Regions from separate parts of the Homo sapiens genome. Here region 2 is linked to region 1. A link is a loop called in an ENCODE intact Hi-C map of the cell type or tissue named here. Cell type or tissue: natural killer cell. All regions are shown on one strand.

Region 1 (2,500 bases):
GACAAACCACAGCTCATATACTCAGGGTTAGAGCCTGGTCACCATCCTTTCAGAGCTTTTGGGAAAATTTTCCAACCACAATTTTGCATTCTATCTAGAATTCTGTATGTTATACACCATATCAAGTATTATATCAATATTTTAGAGGTAAAATTTTACCACAAAATTATCACCTATTTTGTGCAAAATGGCTCCTTAAAACCTCAAGTATTACATCAGTTCACACTAATTTGAAAATCTTCTAAACATTCAACAAAATTGCAAGTGCTGCTACTGTAACCACTACAAAGCTTCTGTTTGCCTCAGAAATTCTTAGATTTCATAAGGAATTAGTTTTGCTGCTAATATTAACAAAAGCAGAAATCAATTTCATTAGGAATTATTAGTTACAAATGTTATATAATTATTTAAAATTATGAAGTAATTATGAAAAAAATGTATTTCTTGCATGATGCCAACACTCACATTACTAATAATAGAAACACTATACTTTCAACATTAATTATAATAAAAATTAGTGACCCTTGATGGAATCAATGATGGGTTTTTAAATATATGTGATCACTCACAGTCATATATATTCATATATTTTCCTCTGGTCCTTTCTTAAAAGTCAATGTTCTTCCAGCAACTATTTCTGCTTCCTATACTTCTCACTCTATATTCTCATAGAATTTCACTGTTTTAGCCACCACCTGATCACTTCCAGACATATTTCTCTAGCTCTGACATCCTTCCAAAACTTCATTCATCTACAGTAACTTCTTTTGAATATGCTACATCCAAGTTATATCAACATTTCCAAAATGGAACTCTCTCTTTATTCTTCCCAATACATAGTCTACTTCTCTGAAATTCAAAATCTCAGTTTTGTGACACAACTGCCCACCTGTCACCCAAAACAGGAATCCAAGAGTCACGTTTGACTACTTGCTCCAAACTCCAAATCCTGATCACCACAGTTATAGCCACTGCCCTTATGCAACCCCTCATATTTTCTCCCTGGATGCAGCAACAACAGCCTTCCAACCAGTACCCCAGCCTCTGCTGTGGAGCCTGGTGCACCATCACCCACACAGCCTAGAGCTAAGTAAAATGCAAACATGACCTCATGACTCTCATATTTAAAATTCACCAGTTTAAACACCTTATTCTGAATCTGCTTAGAGAACAGCACCCAAGACTTTCCATGCCCTAATTTCTGCCACTCTCTGAACCGTCAACTCCTACCACATCTTCCTGTATGAGTTATGTTCTAGCACAGCCCAGGCCAAGGCGGGGACTTACATTATATTTCTATTGGGCTGGACTATGCTAGAGTGTAACTTGAATAGGAAATTTTTTAAATGTTCTAGCTACATTTAAAAAGTGAAAAGAAACAGGCAAAGTTGATTTTATTAATATATTTCATTTTACCTAATATTATATATCTAAAATACTCATTTCACCATGTATTTAATTTGGAAAATTATGAGATATTTTACATTCCTTTTTTTGAACTAAGTCTTTGAAACCCAGTATGTGTGTATGTGTGTGTATATATATGTCTATACTTTTTTTTTTTTTGAGACTGAGTCTCACTCTTGTCTCCCAGGCTGGAGTGGAGTGGTGTGATCTTGGCTCCCTGCAACCTCCACCTCCCAGGTTCAAGCGATTCTCCTGCCTCAGCCTCCCGGTAGCTGGGATTACAAGCGTGTGCCACCACACAAGGCTAATTTTTGTATTTTTAGTAGAGACAGGGCTTCTCCATATTGGCCAGGCTGGTTTCAAACTCCTGAACTCAAGTGGATCTGCCTGCCTCGGCCTCCCAAAGTGCTGGAATTACAGGCAATGAGCCACCATGCCTTGACCTCAGTGTATATTTATACTTAAAGCACATATCTGTTGGAACAAGCCATATTTCAAGTGTTCACTAGCCACATGTGGCCAGTGGCTATGGACAACGTAGCTCTAGCACTAATAAAATGCTTGATGTTCTTCCTCATAGACTGTGCTTTTTTACACCTTTGTTCTTTTTTCCAAACTTACTCATATCATTCTTTGAAATTCAGCTCAGACAGCCCTTCCCATCTCCCAAACTGTGCGAAACGCAGACACTCTTCTTCCTTCCATGCTCATATTCCATACCACCACAGTACCTCCCAGGGCACAATGAATGCATCTATCTAAACTTTTGTCTCTCAGGCTAGAAGACTAGTTTCTCCAGAACAACATCCTACCAGATCTACTCATTTTTATACCCCAAGCATCTTGCAAAATGCTTATACATAGCAGTGGACAGATACGTCTTCACTGAATTCACAAGATTCAGAGTAGCATGCACACCACTGAAGCTGGAATTGAAAACTTAAATTGGGGGGGTTCCTGAGTAAACATATTATATCCTTGGTTAATTAAAAAATGCAAAGTTATATTGCAAAGATACACAGCTCTTTTATAGGTTCTCTTTCAATATAGAGCCTCCTTATAACATGATACCTATGGTCAGAGCTTGAGTTGA
Region 2 (2,500 bases), 350 kb before region 1:
CCATCACCTCCAAAAGCTTCCTTGTGTCCCTTGGTATTTTTATGTGTGGTAAGAGCATTTAACATGAGATCTACCCACTTAAGAAATTTTTAAGTGCAAATAATACATTATTATTGACTATAAGCATTATGCAACAACATATCTCTATAACTAATTCATCTTACATAACTAAAACTTTATTTCCAATTCCCCATTTCCTTCTCCCCCCAGCTCCTAGGAACTGTATTCTCTGCTTCTGCTAGTTTGACTGTTTTAGGTACCTCATGTCAGTGGAATCATGCCGTATTTGTCCTTTTGTGACTGGCTTTTTCACTAACAACATGTCCTCAAAAGCCATTCATGGTGTCACATATTTTAGAATTTCCTTTTTTTAAAAAACTGGATAATATTCCATTGTACATATATACCACATTCTCTTTATCCATTCATCTATCAACGAACACTTAGGTTGTTTCCATGTCTTGGCTATTGTGACTGGTATTTCAATGAACATGGGATGCAGATATCTTTTTGAGATCCTGATCTCAATTTTGGGAGGTATATACCCAGAAGTGGGATTGCTAAATCATAAGGTAATTCTATGTATTTTTTTTGACGATACCATTTTCCACAGCAGCTACACCATTTTACATGCCCACTGACAGTGCAGAAGGGTTCCAGTTCCTCCACATCCTCGCAAGTGATTGTTCTTTGTATTCCCACACAGCCAGCATCTACTCATCTTCAGTGAGCTCCAGCTCATTGTTAGTAAGCAGCTTCACTTTTTGGAGCTGCATCTTAGCTTACATCTTTATAGTGCAGCTCTCTCCTGGAGGAGCCTAAGGCAAACCTTTCTTAGCTGCTCTTCCTGATTTGTATAATTTTCCATAATCCAACTGTTAAGGATTCATCCTAGGTTAAATGTAGTTGATTCTCTTAAAACAGGAATTTAAATCAAATTGAGTATTTTTTCACATATCCTACGTATAAGATAATTATAAACAGAAATGTGCTATGTCCTCAAGAGTCATTCGTGTTGTCACATATTGTAGAATTTCCTTCTTTAGATGTAAGTTTCCTTAGATGTATGCTAAGATGCAGGGTCAGAACAGACACATGTAAGAAAGCAGGCATCCTGATGGAATGATATGGTTGAAAGAGCTCATTCAAGAGCTCGCTGAGCACTTCCTACATGTTCAACATAGAGGTCATCTAAGAAAAACAGGACGTGGCTCCTGCCTGCAGTGGCACCTATCACAGTTAGGCAAACAACACCAGCTATTGCAGTGGAACAAAAGCAGATCGTATATGCTAAAGAGTGAAACTGAATACTCCCATAAACAGATGGGAAAAAATGTGGGCTGGATGACAGAAGTGCTGGGTGATTCACACATAACTGGTTGAACAAACATACCCAACAGGGCCTATTAATGAACAAATGTCAACAGATAGTGAGGTCTCTATTGGCTCTACCCTCACTGCAGACTTGTCCGACATTTTGATAAATGATTTGGATAAGAAGAGTAACAGTATAATTGATCGAGTCTGTGATATCATGAAACTGAAAGTGATAGTAAACACACTGAATAATAGAAGCAGAATCCTAGAAGCCTACAGTATTGGTCTGTTCTGCCAGCATGGTGAGTGGGGTGGTGTGTCCCAACAAAGTGAGGAGACACACTTCTGACCAGCACTGCACTGACCACACCTAAGGCGGCCCTTCTAGGGCAACTCACTCAAACGGAGAATTTTCAATTAGATCAGATTCTGGAAAGAGTGACCAGGAGAACATGCCTTGAGACCAGTGTAACTGAGGGGAGAATAGGCAATCTAGCATAGGGAAGATAGCCTATGGTCAGTTGTCATTTCCATATGTTTAAAAAAATAGACATGAAATAGGACTTCAGCTTATTTGATGTCATTTCACAAGGCTGAACCTCACAGATTTTGACTTTATAGCATAAGCCTTTCAAAGAGAAAGAAAAAGAGTATTGATTTAGTACCTATCCAGTGCCAGAAACTGTACTTGGCATTTTACATCCTCCTTCTAGCAATCAAATAAGATATAAATTATTATCCCATTTTACATACTATTCCATTTATCTATTGCTGAATAACAAACTTCTACAAAACTTAGTACCTTAAGACAACAATTGATTATTCTTATACCTCATCGTTTTGTGGGCTAGGAATGTGGACAGGATGGAGGAAGAATAACTTCTGTCTCTCCCATGGTGTCTGGAGCCTCCTCTGGAATGTCTTGGCTATTTAAGTAACCTTCTGTATTTCTCTGCCCAGCCTCTTCACCTGTGGGCTTCCTCACAACATGGCAGACTTAGGGTAGAAGTTCTTACTTAGTAACTCAGGGCTCCAGAAGAATGAGGCAGATGCTGTCACTCCTCTTAGGTCTAAGCCTGGAACCAGAGCAGCATCATTTCCTCTGTGCTCCAGTGGCTGGGGGTAGTCACAGGGCCAGCCCACATTCAAGATGAGGGAATAAAAACAACATCAAAATGGTTCG

Evidence for each region. Hi-C counts contacts between places; a loop is a spot of excess contacts. Peaks named below come from ENCODE experiments on the same cell type or tissue, not always from the same donor. Only the 100,000 strongest peaks of a DNase experiment are listed, where the experiment ranks them.
Region 2: a loop joins it to region 1, with 6 times the contacts of the local background. A loop is called at or near these places in 1 of 110 quality-filtered maps.

Annotation. Positions count from the first base shown.
Region 1 is chr6:5,516,679-5,519,178 of GRCh38, reverse strand. The region is part of intron 4 of FARS2 (phenylalanyl-tRNA synthetase 2, mitochondrial); the gene reads right to left. Among named protein-coding and RNA genes, the nearest start is that of FARS2-AS1, 60 kb to the right of the region's middle. In natural killer cell, no CTCF peak of the experiment used is centred here; a DNase peak (open chromatin) is centred at 1,228; H3K27ac peaks cover 1,666 bases.
Region 2 is chr6:5,865,731-5,868,230 of GRCh38, reverse strand. The region is part of intron 1 of LOC124901251 (a long non-coding RNA gene); the gene reads right to left. Among named protein-coding and RNA genes, the nearest start is that of NRN1, 140 kb to the left of the region's middle. In natural killer cell, no CTCF peak of the experiment used is centred here; DNase peaks (open chromatin) are centred at 1,390 and 1,530; H3K4me3 peaks cover 584 bases; H3K27ac peaks cover 1,894 bases.